2 separate regions of the Homo sapiens genome follow, and region 1 is linked to region 2. Evidence: read pairs that join two places in POLR2A ChIA-PET (ENCODE). Cell type or tissue: Panc1. All regions are shown on one strand. Links, peaks and the distances in the headings refer to the core of each region. The heading gives the core; the rest is flanking DNA.

What was found. ChIA-PET counts read pairs that join two places held together with the same protein. Peaks named below come from ENCODE experiments on the same cell type or tissue, not always from the same donor. Only the 100,000 strongest peaks of a DNase experiment are listed, where the experiment ranks them.
Region 1: POLR2A ChIA-PET joins it to region 2 with 10 read pairs; 2 of 35 experiments call an interaction of 5 or more read pairs at or near these places.

The regions. Positions count from the first base shown.
Region 1 is chr11:105,353,809-105,362,157 of GRCh38, reverse strand. All of the region lies in intron 2 of LOC105369468 (a long non-coding RNA gene), which reads left to right. Among named protein-coding and RNA genes, the nearest start is that of CARD18, 220 kb to the right of the region's middle. In Panc1, for the core only: no CTCF peak of the experiment used is centred there; a DNase peak (open chromatin) is centred at 310.
Region 2 is chr11:105,510,753-105,519,101 of GRCh38, reverse strand. LOC105369468 (a long non-coding RNA gene) reads left to right here and starts at 3,105. Exons shown (of 6, transcript XR_007062871.1): 1 at 3,105-3,620. In Panc1, for the core only: CTCF peaks have their summits at 3,366 and 3,571; DNase peaks (open chromatin) are centred at 2,921 and 3,491; H3K4me3 peaks cover 2,814 bases; H3K27ac peaks cover 3,190 bases.

The DNA of each region.
Region 1 (8,349 bases), core at 274-8,273, 160 kb after region 2:
GACACATATGGATGTATACTGAATATATATATATATATATATATATAGAGAGAGAGAGAGAGAGAGAGAGACATATATACAGCATGTGTATATTTACATATTTATATTTTATATTTCTTGGGAGCTATCTCTGTACATGTGCTTTATTCACATTGAGACCCATGTTGCCCTGCATTAAAAAAAATGCCAGAGCCCAACTAAAATTTCCATATGCTACTTTAATTTCATCATTTCCTTTTCAGGGATGATTCAACAATGTTTAACTCAACAAATATGTGTTGAGCACTTTCTATGGGACAGGTACTCTAAATCCTACAAGTATAACACTTAACAAAACAGACAAAGGTCCGTGTTCTCATAGGACTAATGTCCTTGTAAGGAGTAACATGTAACAAACAACAGACCTACTGAATAAGCTAATGATGTGGTTTAGTAGAAGCTGATAAAAGCTGATGGGAAAGAAAAAGGTGAGCAGGTGATAGGAGAATCAGAAGTATGGAAAATAAGTGTCAGCAACAATTTTACATTATTAGAGCTGTGGTTATTAAGGGTGTAGAATGTGAGTACAAGTTTAAAGACTTACTTTGACTGATAAACTGCAATATATGTAAACTAATGTGGAGGTAGAAGTGACTGAGGCAGAGAGATCAGTAAGGGGGAAATCATGATTGCTCATTTTAATGGCCATCAGGTAGTGCATTATCCAGAGACATTTTGTATTGGAGATATTTAATGGAATAAACCTTAAGATATTCAGGCAACAGTTTGGAATTCAAGTGCAGCACTTTGCAGTGAATTTGAGATTGTAGGTGACTTTTTTTTTTCTGCATCTAACCACCTTTTCTATGTTTGGGGTCTCCCTTTACATTATGAGGTAGTTTCTTACTCTAGAAACAAAAAGATGCCGGGGAAAATTTTCCTAGCCCTCCTTGCAGCTGTAGTCCAGATTCACCTTCAAGGCTCTAATGATATGATTTATCTATGCAGATTTTAAAACAAAAAGCTAGTACATTAAAAGCGAGGGTAATATATACTCTCTTTTTTAAGGGGGCAGAAAAGTGCCACTTACAGCAGTTTTCAGAGTTAGGAATAGATGCACTTAGATAATGGTGCAGCAACAAGATCTGTTCCTGGTCCTGTTTTCATGTGACCATTTCTATGACACTTTGTAAGAGTTGTTTCTGACTGTCTATCCTCCAGACCAAGCTCCATAGCCCTTCCCCCAAATTCTGTGTTTAGCAAAACATCCTTTAATAAATTGGTTTTCTGACTGATTCAGGCAGAGTTACAATTGTTTAGGAATACAAAACAAAGCAAAACTACTAACTGACAGTGGGACCAAAGGCATATATGAAGACGTCACATATGAATACTTATAATGATTCAAATTAAAGCATAAAGAGTACAAATAAAATAATTGAGAACTAAAGAAAATAAAAAGAATTGAGTGGGAATATTTGATGGAATATACTTGGAAGGAGAAAGAAGAATCTAAACAGGAGTAGTCTTAATATGGGAGAAAAACCACTAAATGCTTTGTAAATAATAAGATTAGAGAGTATTTCAGGGAAGCCTCAAATTCAACAGAGATCATTGAAAACTTTATTCAGAATTTTTAAGAGCTTTTTTTTTAGTAAAGAGATTGTTTAGTGACATTCTCACAAACTCACAGCTACCTAAATTAAGAAAGCACCATGAGGTAATCACATTAGTAATCTAACTAGTAGTGTCCTTTGCATCAATTCAACCACATTCACCACCATCAGCACATAATTTAGTGCTTAATTCCTTCAATTATATATATATATATATATATATATATGTAAATTTGTCAAGCTTGCCAGGTAACAACTTCCAAGGGGGTATGCAATATTATTTATATTTTCCTTATGTCCTAGTCTAAGATACTGCACTAGAATGTTCTCCAAACTATCTAGAGGCTGTCTTTGTGTTTCAAGGTATCTGTCATATCCCTACTTACTTTTGCTGCCTTAGCCTGTTTCTTGACACATGCAATTTTCCATTCTGCATTTCACAGCCAAGTAGACTCTCAGTTATGTCATCATAATTTTGTTTTCAATTCAGGTCTTTGGTTCATGAGTTGAACATCTTCTCTGCACTTTGTTATGTATATCTGTGCATTTTCTCAACGCCCAAGGGAAGAATACACAGAAGTGTGTGATTCTAACACTCACCCACCACTGAGGTCTGGAAGTGGAGCATAGGTCCTTTAGCAATCTCAGCAAAACCTTTTGGGGTTCCACTGATTCAGTTGCTAAGAAACTTGTTATTCAGAAATTTTGAGAATAGCTTTGGCTTCTTCCACTGACCTCCCTCTTGTAGATGAGGTTCTTGAACCACTTTGAGTGCTGAATATCAGCTTCCTATACTGGTATTGAATACAATTGAAACCTCTGCTTACTGCTGTCTCCTCCATGGACACATAATTGATTTCCAGAAATTTGTTCTGGTTATTTTAATTAAAGATAACAAAAAGCTGTTGCCTGTCACCTGTCATCATCTCAAACGAACCTGACTCTTAACAGAAGATCCAGAAGTAAACTCTCCTAGAAGTTTGTCTTCATCATCTGTGACACAGGCTTTTCTGCTCATTAATTATTTTGAGTGTTCATGAATAACGTAAAATCACTGAGCAGCAAAATTACAAGATGTAGTCCCAAAATTTCAATTTTAGATATTTCAGAAAAAAACATGACTTGCAAACTTCTTTACTGGCAATTTCTTATCTGCAGAGTGACTAGATTAAAGAGTACCTTTGGAAGTTAGATATAACATATCACATTTTCCTGTTAACAGCATTGTCCTTAGACCTGGGCAGGGAGGCAGCTGCTTTACACTCCACATATGTGGTCTGTGGCAGCAGGCCACAGACATACTAAAAGGCTATGAAATAAATTAAGGGCAGCTATAAAATTATTCTAATCAAATCCAGAACTTGAACAGTTCAGATGAAATACCTGGACTGCCTTAGTCTTTAATTAATGAACATTTAATTATGATCAATATAATAAGAATATAAAAAGGCAATTATTTCTATCAAATTCAGATCTCAGAAGCAACAAATGCAGCTCTGATCTATTAGAAAGATAAAATATATTCAGAAAATTAGCAGATTCTATGAAAACTCATGAAAATATTCATCACATCTTTCTGGCATTGTAAAAATGTTTCTATCAAAACAGCTTCTGATTCAGTTTAACTACATAAAATTACTTTGGGTTACAGGGCAGAAATTTCAGTATTTTATTTTGAATCATTTTTAAAATGGAAAAAAGAAAATGTAGTAATTAGCTTTTAAATACTAACTTAAAATGCAATGTATTTTGCTTCTACTATTACATGTACTACAAGTTAGTTTCACATTTAGTTTTTCCAATTAAATTATCTATGGCTAGAAACATTTGATACTCTATTAAAAGACCACAAATCCACTTGGAAACAAAACATTTCATATCTAATTGTAGAACTGAAGAACAAAGCTAACTAATTAAAAATATCAACAGTATTGAATCAAGACAAATACATTAGAAAACAGAACATTAGTATAATATTCTTAAAAGGATGGTATCTTGTATCTACATGTAATCCCACATAATGGTGTACATGTTTTGGTCTTTACTAGCATAGTGTGTACTAGAAAAAAAATTTCTGAATTTATTAAGTATGATTTTAAAATTTGATCTATAATGAACAAATTCATATGAAGGATAAAAATAATTTAATGACAGAAATAATCAGTATGTGGGATGGAAAATTTAAGCTAATATTATTAATCAAATGCATAATACATTTAGAGATCCTGTAATACTTAAAATAAATAATTAGGAAAAATGTGACTTCTGGAATGGTAGCGTGGTAAGTTCTGCAAACCTTCTTTCCAGAAAATGATCATATTGAAGAAACTATTTTAAAGAAGTCTTTGGAAATTGTTTCATAGCAAATAAATATTTTTTTCAAGAAAATCTTCTAAATTGTGATACCAAGAGCCAGTCTGTGTCACTTAGCCATGACTTGCTTTCTCCTTCTCTCTCCCATCTCAAAATTTCTTTTATTTCCTTTTTTTTTTTTTTCAGACTCTCCAATCTGAGTGAGTAGGGCCAAGAAAATGAGGCTCTCTCTCTCTCCTCATCTCAGTTAAAGGATATGTTATCTCACCAGGAGGGGCAGGTTGCCAACTTTTCTCATACCTCTCAGCAATAAATTGCACAGGCTAAATTCCTAACATTTGAAGCTAGAGGTTGGGGTTTTTCTTCATTCACTCAACCCCGTCTAGTAGAGTGGAGGCTCACTGCTAGTCATGGCAAGCCAAAAAAAATTGAGGAAATGATTGTCCCTCTCCAGCTCCCTCACAGAGTGGAAGATACATGTGGGGGAGGCAGCCTGCGAAGATGAGCAGTTACCTTCCCTACCAACATGATAAGCCCTTGGAGATGCCTGTAGGCACTGGTTCTGAACGTCATCCCTAATTTGCCCTGTGTCCCCTGCTGGTCCTCAAAGGCACCCTACCCAGGGGCACTTGGCGGGACTTAACTGAGGAGGAGCTGGTGTGTCTCTGTCACTCTGGAAAAATTACACCACTCTCCTTGCTCTCACTCTAGAGCAGAGGTTCCAATGTTTTGCCATGGTAAAGAGGGAGTCCATAAAAACAGAGCACTCCAAAGCTCTCTATAAAGCAACTAACTTAATTGGAAACTGACTGTTGGGACATTCAAGCTAAGAGTTGCTCAGAAACAAAGGCTGTTTTGATGATAAGCAATTATGAGCAACATGCTAAAATATAGACCGGAAACTTTACCATAGAGACAACCAGATGAAGAGACAACTAACAATGCCCCTCCTGTGTTCAGAACAAACCACAAAACTTGCCTCAAAAACTAGCTCTGCAATTGGCCTTGGTTGACTTGGATCAGACTGTGGGAGCAATTTATACTTTAGGGTATCATGGAAAACAACAGACCAGTCAGCCTTCCATTAGTGGAGGCTAAAATCTGGGTGTGCTATATGCAGAGGCAGACCCCTTAACAGAGAGAGCAGGGAGAGAGATAGTCCAATAGAATCCTGCTAAAACCACTGCTATTCTAAGGTGATTATCCTCTGCCTGAGGCTATGTCCTCTGAGAACATCTATGGCTTCACACTGAAGGAGAAACAGACTTTACTAAAATGGTACAGCCAAGTCAATAAACAAGAAGAAACCAAAGTTGAAATTTATAAATATCTCATTGCTTCTTGTAAGAAGTGGATACACTAAGTGTAGAACTAAAAAAGATAACTATTTTCAAATTTACACAGTGATTTTAAAGCTTGTCAAAGTCAAGTTGGAAATGTTCACGGTTACATGACTGATAAAGAAAAAAAAATACAAGCCAGAATTTTGGCTGAATATCTAGAAGCATTCCTTTTTCATATATGATAAATTGGTTGAATTTGTCTCTAGAAAAAGTCCTCAAAGATGTTGAAATAATAATATTTCTTGGAGCAACTCTAAGACTATATATGATATTTTCTGAATCTGCCAAAATATTTGAGAACCACACTCAGGCACAATATGGGAATGCAGACTAAATGTTGTTAAAGCGATTGTTTTAAGTATAGAAAAATGTAAGATCACTAGAGGTAGTAAGCAAAATAACAGAAAATCCTTCAAGAATCATGCAAGAAAAAACACTAAATTTGTACTATTCACAATTATTTGGAATAAATTATTGCTTACTAAAATTGCTATGTTAGCAATAGCTTACAAAAAATCAAACATCTACAGTATGCTATTTTATTTTTACTATAATTAAATTTATTTGATTTGTTAATCAAAATAAACTGCATTGAAATATTCAATATGTAGAATTTCAACAAAATAAGGAAATTGGAATAAAAACTAAAAACATTTACATGATTATGAAATAAAATAGTCACATACAAATAATACTGCAATTAATATCTGCAGAATTTATATTCTGGCCATTATAAATCAAGGTATGTCCCTGATGGAAAAATAAATAAATAAAATAAACAATAGAAACAGAATAAAAACTATTTTGACTCAGAATCCTATGTTATTTTTTCCTTTTTGTGGTGTGTGTGTAATTAACAGTGAGTTTTCTGAAGAGGTCTTATTGCTAGCCACTTGGAATACTGTTGTTACCTGGTTAGAAAATATAGCATTAAACATCTGATTTATTTACTCATCTTCAAACATAAGGAATTATCAAAAACGGTTTGAAAGTCTTTGGACCATTCAAAAACCAGTTGAACATGTTTATGTTTCATAGATAGAACAGAAAACTCAGATTAAGAAGGGGTTAAAGTCAATGAAATGAAGTTCTCTAGGGAAGAAAGCAGAAGAGATATCTAGGAATGGAAACTTTAAAGGAAAATGGAATGAAATCACATTATAAATTGTAGAGTGACTGGAACCTAATCTATGAAAACGGATAGGGCTGTGACCTGTATTGAGTTATTGCTCAGGAGGACAAGATTAATCAGAAATAGCCAAGCAACCAGGACCTAGGCTGAGACAGCAATGTACATGAACTGCCAATAGATGACCTGATTCTGAAAGCTATAGTCATATGGGTCAGGGAGAAATAATCAGAGTCTATCTATCAGACCAAAAAGAATGAAGAAAAAGAGATTACAAAGGCAGAATAAAAAGAAAATATTTTTTCATAAATTCCTTCTTACACTAAAAAGAATGTCAAACTACAAAAAAACATTAAATAATTAAGAAAGCCAATTCGCTCAACAGAAGATTTTGCCCCTTTCAATCTTCATATAATCAAGAAATCTATTGTAAAAAAAAAAAACTATAAGAAGCACATATAACAGTATTATAAAGGGAAGAAAAACATGCATAAAAATTAATGAATTACTACAAAGAAAAAATGGCCACAATAATAAAAAATAGTTGAAGATTAAAATAACCAATTATAAATAATAGAAATTTTAAAATGTTATTAAAATAGAGAAACAAGAGACAAGATAAATTCTAGACTTCTAAAAGGAAGTAATTATTTCAAAATAATCTTGGAATTCACCCATAAATCAGCACACCACCATATGGAGGTTGATATAATGAAAAATATGCTAAAAACATTAAATTTAAGATAAAAATGTCAAATCATATTTTTACAGAAACAAAACAAATATATTAGAAAACATGAGGGAGGCACAATCTTTAAAAACATGACTGAGAATTTTCCTGAAATAAAGAACGAAGAATCTTCATATAAAGTTTTGTTTTATTTTATTTATTTATTTTTTTTGAGATGGAGTCTCATTCTGTCACCCAGGCTGGAGTGCAGTGGCGTCATCTCAGCTCACTGCAAGCTCCGCCTCCTAGGTTCACGCCATTCACCTGCCTCAGCCTCCCTAGTAGCTGGGACTACAGGCACCAGCCGCTACACCCAGCTAATGTTTTGTATTTTTAGTAGAGACAGGGTTTCACCATGTTAGCCAGGATGGTCTCGATCTCCTGACCTTGTGATCCGCCCGCCTCGGCCTCCCGAAGTGCTAGGATTACAGGCATGAGCCTCGCACCCGGCCTCTTCATATAAAGTTTTATTTAAAGTGCCAAATAGGAAAAGTAAAACTATGTACATAAGTTTATGTACATATATAGTAAAACCCTGTGACATCAAATACATAAGAGAAAAAAATTAAAACAACTGATGAAAGAATGGCAAATTATCCACAATGGAATGTTAATTGTCTTGACAGCAGCAATATCTCATTAGCAATAGTAATTGACTAAAAGATTGTGACATAGTAAGACATATATTTGGTCTCTGCCTTCACTTTCTGACACTGAGCTTCTGAAACACTTGTAATTTCCTAAATGATAAGGTGATAGGAGCGTCTTCTGTTATATTAGGTCTCAATCCTTGGTTCCTGACATAAGAACTTCTAAGAACCTTGAAATTTTCAGGATAATGAGTATCTCTGGTATGCTAATGAGATGACTGGTGGCTGGATTCTCTAGACAGCTTTATAATTGGAAAGAGCAAAACATGATTAAGAATTGGCACTGCCAATTTAATCAATAATGCTTATGTAATGGAACATCTATAAAAACACTAATAAGGGGGTTAGGGGAGCTTCCAGGTTGGTGAACACATACACATGACAGGAGGGTGGCTCCACCGAACTCCACCAGGACACAAGTGTCCTGAATTCAGGACCCTTCTGGATCTCACCTACGTACCTCCTGATCTTGCTGTTCATCTGTATCTTTTATAATAAACTGGTATTAGTAAGTAAAGTGTTTCTGTGATTTTTGTCAGCTGTTTTAGGAAGTTATCCAAACTGAGAATGGGTTCATGGGAACCCCCAG
Region 2 (8,349 bases), core at 162-8,161:
TTGGATGACATCAGGCATGTTCTCTGCTTAAGACCTTTGCATTGGTTCCCATACCTGGAATATTCTTTCTTCTGCCGTATGTTCTTCAGATATTTGCATGGCAAATTCCCTCCAAGTTTTGCTCAAATTTTATTTTCTGTATAAAGCTACCTTCACCTCCTTCGAATCCAGGTACTTCCATTTCTGTTCTCCAAAGCACTCATCATTTTCTAACATACTATATAGTTTACTTATTTATTATGTTTACTGTTGCTCTGCCTTCTCCTCCTATAATGTAAGCTCCATGAGGGCAGGGATGGTTGTTTTATTCACAGGATGATTACAGCTTCATGGAACCAACTTCATAGCAAATTTTCAGTAAATGTTTTAAAATGACACAGTAAATGAAGAACAGTCTGATTGTGGCACTAGAGATACTGGTAGCTATAATGGAGAATTTTGTTATTTTTGTCTGCTCCATTACACACATAGTCACATACATGTGCTGCTGTCACACAGTGTTAAATTCAAATATGATTACTAAACAGAAAATTATGATGCTATCATATCAATGCAAAATTTCAAAATGAGTTATGTTTATAAACTTTGTAAAATTACATATTTTTTTGCATTCTCCATTACCTTCGTAGGGAATAAATTTTCCTTGGCACTCCATAGGATGGGTTTTACAAAATCTTTCTTCTCCAGGACATTAAAAATGTTCTGAGGCCGGGTGTGGTGGCTCACGCCTGTAATCCCAGCATTTTGGGAGGCCGAGATGGGCGGATCACTAGGTCAGGAGATCGAGACAATCCTGGCCAACACGGTGAAACCCCGTTTCTACTAAAAATACAAAAAATTAGCCGGGCGTGGTGGCGGGTGCCTGTAGTCCCAGCTAGTGGGGAGGCTGAGGCAGGAGAATGGCGTGAACCGGAGAGGCGGAGCTTGCAGTGAGCCGAGATTGTGCCACTGCACTCTAGCCTGGGCAACAGAGCGAGACTCCGTCTCCAAAAAAAAAAAATGTTTTGAGTTTGATCTTCGTATGTAAATCAGGGCTTACAAAGTCTTAAATGATCTGGTCCTCACTAACCTCTCCAACATCTCTCACCTGCCTGTCCTATCAAAATGTGTAATTAAAATAAAAAGTGCTCATCAGTTACTCCACATTTTACATCCTTGATTGCACTTAGTTCTGTCTTGACTCAAGGATTAACATGTGCCATTTTTCTTCCTGTATCCAGCCCTTGCTCCTTCCCCCTTCACCTGGCAAACCTATACTCTTTGTCAGTTTCAGCTTCATGACACTTTATCAAGGTAGTCTTCGCTGACTCTGGGTATCTGGGAAAGATACCTCTTTTATGTGTTCCCATAATCTCTACGTTTTCCCTAGAGTACTACTTTGGAGCTGTATTATTTTACTTTCTAGATTCCCTACACTAGGCTAACAGCTCCATGAGAGCAGGGAACATGATATTCTCTTCTACCAATGGACTCCAGTGCCTAGCAAAGTATCCTGCACATAGATGATCAATACATGTTTGTTATGAAGTGAATTGTGTGCCCCCTCTTCATATATGGAAGCCCTAACCTGAAATGTGATAGTCTTAGGAGATGGGCCCTTTGGGAGACAATTAGATTTAGATGAGGTCATGAGGGTGGAGTCCTTATGATGGGATTAGTGACCTTATAAGAAGAGATATCAGAGAGATTGTGCTCTCTCTCTCTCCCCCTCTCTCTCCCCCTCCCCCCTCCCCCCTCCCCTCTCCCTCTCCCTCTCCCTCTCCCTTTTGCTCTCTCTCTGCCATGTGAAAACACACAGTGAGAAAGTGGCTGTCTGCAAGCCAGAAGAGAGCCTTTAACAGAATCCAATCACGCCGGCACCCTGATCTTGGATTTGCAGCCTCTAGAACTGTCAGAAAATAAATTGTTTTTGTTGAAGCCACCAAGTTTATGGCATTTTGTTATGGCAGCTCAAACTAACTAATGCACATGTTTGATGGATTAAATGAATAACTAAGTAAAAAAATCAATGACTGAATGATTATTTAACAGTGATAATTATCTTATGATCCTAGGCCACTTTGGTGTCTCAGTTGGCCTGGTATTTTTGAGCCTGTAGATGTTATATTTTCTTGCTTTTTTTTTTTTAATGGACATTTTCTTGGTCAACATGATATAATGGAAACTCCAGATCTTCTAGTACATAACAAGACTTTGGGTTTTATGTTAGAAAGGTATTTTCCAAGCTCAATTTAAGAAGAACCATATATCTGGCTGTAGAAATATTGACACTATGAAATCCAAAATTGTTGACTATTTAATAACTACTGCTATGATCGTGTTAATTATATTGAAATAAATCTCCCAGCTAGAAAACAACTGATATGGAGAAATAAGAGGTATTTCATATATATGAAACAAAGACATGGAGAAAGTAAAGCATTTATACTACATACCACAAGAGGTAAATATATTTGCAGAATAGTAAATGGAGAAATATTTTTCTCTTTTTTTTTTTTTTTTTTTTTTGAGACGGAGTCTTGCTCTGTCGCCCAGGCTGGAGTGCAGTGACGGGATCTCGGCTCACTGCAAGCTCCTCCTCCTGGATTCACGCCATTCTCCTGCCTCAGCCTCCCGAGTAGCTGGGACTACAGGCGCCCGCAACCACGCACGGCTGATTTTTTTTGTATTTTTAGTAGAGACGGAGTTTCATCGTGTTAGCCAGGATGGTCTCGATCTCCTGACCTCGTGATCCGCCCGTCTCGGCCTCCCAAAGTGCTGGGATTACAGGCGTGAGCCATTGCGCCCTGCCGAGAAAGATTTTCTATTCCTGGTGGATCCGAGGAGACAGAAAGCTTTTCAAGGGCAAATGCCTGCCTTGTATAAATATGAATAACTTCTTAAAGAAGTTACCCTTCTTTAGTTAAGAACTCACTGTGATGTTATGTAAAAAGAATTTGTCTAACATTCAGAAGGTCTGAGTTTGGGTTACACAGTTAGTAAATAGTGGTCCACTAATTCTTTTTTTTCTTTCTTTCTGAGACGGAGTTTCGCTCTGTCTCCCAGGCTGCAGTGCGGTGGCGCGATCTCGGCTCACTGCAAACTCCGCCTCCCGGGTTCACGCCATTTTCCTGCCTCAGCCTCCTGAGTAGCTGGGACTACAGGCGCCCGCCACCACGCCCGGCTAATTTTTTGTATTTTTAGTAGAGACAGGGTTTTACCGTGTTCGCCAAGATGGTCTCGATCTCCTGACCTCTTCGTCCGCCCGCCTTGGCCTCCCAAAGTGCTGGGATTAGAGGCGTGAGCCACCGCGCCCGGCCGGTCCACTAATTCTTTTAAACTCTGTAAGGCATTTTTTTTTCCTGTTTAAATATATATCGACATTAGATAGCTTTGGCTGTGGCAAAGAGGACCTGCTATTGTAGGTCTGTGGGCTGGCAGTGACTGGGCGGGGCTCATCTGAGATTGGCGGGGCTCGGCTCTGTGCCATGTACTGTCTCATTCCGGAACATGGACGGAAGGCGGGGTCGCTGTTGGGCATGCTGTTCTCAGGAGGGCAAGCAAAGCTCTGGGGCACTGCTTCTGAAAGCCTCTGCTCACAATCGGCAGCTGACACCTGCAGACAATCTCCACTGTTGCAAGTAAGTCATATCGTCAAACAGCAAGTCTGAGGTTGGTGATACACTGTGCTTTGCCTATTGGAAGGAAAGAAATTAATGGAAGCAATAATTCAATATACCACACTCCCTCATTGAGTTGTTGAGTGAATTAAATGTGTTTATTGTATTTTTTTTCTTAACACTAAAGATTTAAGCATAGGTATCAGCATGAGAAATAAAAGGGAGCTACTTTAGCCAGTGGGGCATTATTGTAGACATTAGCAATCAGTTACAGAAGGCTAAGAAGCAAGGGAATACTAGAAAGATATGATAATTAAACTCACTACATTTAAAATAAAAGATGGAAGAAATAACATAGCTTGCAGCAGTCTGGTGAAGAATTTCAGATACGAGGGAGAGATTTTATTATGAACATTTTCTAGTATGGCTTAGGCTTATTTTACTAAAGTAATGCTTACTTGTAAATTATTTCTGTCCATTAAATATTTTGCAATATATTCTAACAGACAAAGTTTGTTCTACATATTCTAACAGCAAAAATTTTTTTGTTGTCAAAACTTTAGATGTGTTCTTATGTGTAATAATGTTTCTTTTTGAATAAGCAGGGAACAAGCATGTGTAAAATTGTGTGCTTAGTTGGTATTACAGTATAATCTTAGGTATTTATCTGATGCCAGCCTCTAGGAAAGTAGTAACTTTTACTAAACATATATGCTCTAGTGCAGGAGGCTCTGGAGCCTTGTACCATCAATTATCCACTTTCTCTTTATTCTAGTGGCTTCTTTATCAGGGAACATAGAAAGGGCCCTATTTCTAGTTTCTATTAATACTACTGATAAGGGAGGGGAAAACCCTCCTTCCAATCAGTGTTTCTTTCTACGTAGCACCATATTATTCTTCAGTGATGTATCTGGGTCTTTGTCGGCTCAATTTTTTTACAATTTCCTCCATTCCTTCCTCAATCCATTGTAGTCTTTTTTTTTTCCTCTGTCATTGATTTAAATTATTAGAATGTTGTTGATGATGTCCTAATATTAAACGCAATGGAAAATTTCCAATTCCTATATTACTTTGACTCCTCTGATACTTGACACACTATGAGACATTCTCCCGTGAATTCTCACTTTCTTTGGCCGATGTGACATCCAACCTTTGGTGCCCCATCCACCTGAAAGATCACTCCATCTTTTTCTTTACTGACAGTTCTCTGTCATCCTTCTATGATGTGGCATTCTTCAAAGATTCATCTTCAGGTCTTTGGAAATGTTACGCACTGTCATCCTTATCCTGGGTCTAACCATTATCTTTCAGCTTATATATCCAGTCTAAATCAGTTTCTGAGCTCCAGACTCATTTCACTGTACTTCTCATTTTTACTTAGCCAACATGAACTTCAAGCTTGATGAGTTCAAATGGAAAACGATATTCTCAACACTCTTCTCTCTTCCTTTTTTCCTTCTATGTTTTATATCTCAGTTAATACTGATGTTTAGAAGGAGCTCAGACCTCTACATTAAATAAAAATAGTGTGTAATTTTGCTCTTAACATATAGTATGACTAAGATTAGTTTTATTCATCATATTTTAAAGCCAATGGAAGTAGAGTCAAATCAATATAGTTTTTGCTGAAAAATTGTGGCAAATTCTAGAGTATTAGTTTTTTATTTGGGACAATATATTTAAAACTTAAGAATTATTGGCTGGGCATGGTGGCTCACACCTGTAATCCCAGCACTTTGGGAGGGCCAAGGTGGGCGGATCATGGGTCAGGAGTTCAAGACCAGCCTGTCCAACATGGTGAAACCCAGTCTCTACTAAAATAAAAAAAATTAGTCTCTACCAAAAATGTAAAAATTAGCCAGGTGTGGCACCCATAATCCCAGCTTCTCTGGAAGCTGAGGTGGGAGAATCACTAGAAGCTGGGAGGCAGATGTTGCAGTGAGCCGAGATCGGGCCATTGGACTCCAGCCTGGGCAACAGAGTGAGACTCCATCCTAAAAAAAAAAAAAATGTCAGTGATATCAACATGAGAATGGAAACTTTTTTAAAAAATTTGTGTTTTAGCACCTAATGCATTGCCAATTACAATGCCAGTAAAGAAATTAAAAATATCATTAAGATGTATTTATAGTAGTTTACATGGTATAAAATAACTTCAATCATGTGTGTTTTCTTAGACTTTAAACTATTTAACATATTTATACCTAAGAAATAAAAAGGACCACATAACATAATAAAAAAAGAAGAGAAAAGTTCAGCTTTCACGGTATTAGTGTGGCAAAGCAGACTTTCATGAATTCAATCAGAAAGGTATGTTAGTCTTGGCTATAGCTTATGACACTGAAATTCATGGTTATGGAGGTGATGGATGAGGCTATTTGTCAATAAAATAATTTCATAAAATTAATGAGAATAAGAAGATAATTTTGATTAGAAATGGGCAAAGACAAGGAAAAGGAGGTTCACTAAAGTCTTTGAAAGACAGAAAAATATTATTTTAAAACTTCCTGGAGGCCAGGCTCAGTGGCTCACGCCTGTAATCCCAGCACTTTGAGAGGCTGAGGCAGGCAGATCACCTGAGGTCAGCAGTTCGAGACCAGCCTGGCCAACATGGTGAAACCCCATCTCCACAAAAATACAGAAAAAATTAGTCGAGCATGGTCATATTTGCATCTAATCCCAGCTACTCAGGAGGCGGAGGCAGGAGAATTGCTTGAACCCAGGAGGTGGAGGTTGAAGTGAGCTGAGATCGTGCCACACATTTCTAAATGATGTTTATGCTGGGCTTTTCCCAATACCCATAGTTCTATTGGTCTCCATGAAATATTTCATATGAGTAGCAAAGTGTTATAGAAAATAAAGGCATATATTTTTAATTCTTATTTTTTATTAAGATGAATTTTTGATAATTAATATTACTTTATTCATATGCTTTTGCTGTTGTGTTATGAACTTTTTTCTTCCTTTAAAAAATAATTCATGATTCACTTTTAAACTACTTTAAAAGTAATTCATGCTTCATAAAGATATTTTGGAAAATAAAAAGAAATGGTAACTCACCCAAATTATTGGGTGTTTCGGTAAATTTCATTTTAGTCTTTCTCTCTGCACACACACACACACACACACACTAACACACACACGACACATATTTACATCTACATCTATATAGATCAATAATGATTGACATATTATAAAAAAAATTTTTTTCTAAACATATATCATGTCCTGTATTTTTCACTTGATATTATAATACATTCTCTACATTTCATAAAGACATTCTGTACATTATATATAGAGAGAATGAAATGTCTAATATTCCTCTGAATGTAGATTCCTAACATTCCACTAAAGATTGAAAATCTAAATTATTTTCAGTTTTTCATAATCAGAGACTGTTCTCACAAATGAAAAATTCTATATCATAGTCTATAGATATTAAGACAACTAATAATATGTGATATTAAATTTTTACTCCTATCATCAATGTATGAGAGTAGCATTTTTGTTTTGCTGTTAGTACCATTTTAGTGTCTCCCCAAAAGTATTTGCTAATGAAAATGTTCAAAATAAGATATTAATATTTCAAATTTATAATGCTGATATTACCAAAGAGAACACATACTTTCTACATTTTCAAATTTATTTATGAAGGTATTCCTGTTGTTCATTTACATATTGGAATCTTTGCATTTCTCTTAGTAGCTTGTACACTCTCTCTCTTCCTTCTTTTATAAAATATTAATCCTTTGAGCCAATGAATTGAACCCTTAAAAATTCTTTATGTGGTAATACTTTTTGATTTTCTCCAGTTACTGCAAATATATTCTTAATTGTCTTTACTCGTTTTAGCATAATTTGTATAATAAATAGCAAATAATTTTAGTTGTTTAAAACAGTGAAATATGTTAATCTAGTTATTTTTTAAAAATATTTTCCATTGCTTGGAAACTTAGACTTTACCTTCTTCACTAATTTGATCATTTTATATATATATATATATAAAAAATTACATCTGTTACATTCATCATTCATTACATCTGTTTATGGTTTTATTTTCATGTTTACATATATGTATATTTTTGGTCTTATTTTCATATATTTTTATATATGAGAAATATAGACTAGTAAATATATATAAATTGATGAACTATATATATAAATATATAAATACATATGTAAATACATATACATTTATGAATTGATTTTCATGTATTTAACTTTTTAATTCATCTGAGATTCCTTTTTGCCTTTAGAGTAAGAAATACTTTGAATTCTTTTTCATTTTTTGTCTAAGTAATTGTCTCAACCTTTTGGTGCTGCATTTTAAATTTTATTTTATATATACTAGAATGAATTTTGTAAATTGTTCTTGAGATGAGCTATGATGAAAAATTGCCTGGGTTAAAATCTCTCCTTAATTTTCTGTTTGGAGACTAGTTTTTTAATAAGCACTTTGTCTCAGCTTCCTCATCCGTAAGAAGGGGAGAACAGTAATAATAATGATAGCACCTATGGCAAATAGTTCTCTGAAGGATGGAGTTAATTTATATTTAACAATTATCCTATGACCAGGCCGTTTTTATTATTTTACTTTGTTTTGATGAAATGTTTTTCTTGTTTTTTTTTTGCTCAATAAAATATTGTAAGAATTTTTATGGTTGTATAATATCTTCTACAGGATCTATATTTGGTTATAGATAATTCTTTCAGTAAAATTAAAATGTTTAAATTTAATGTTTTTTGTTAA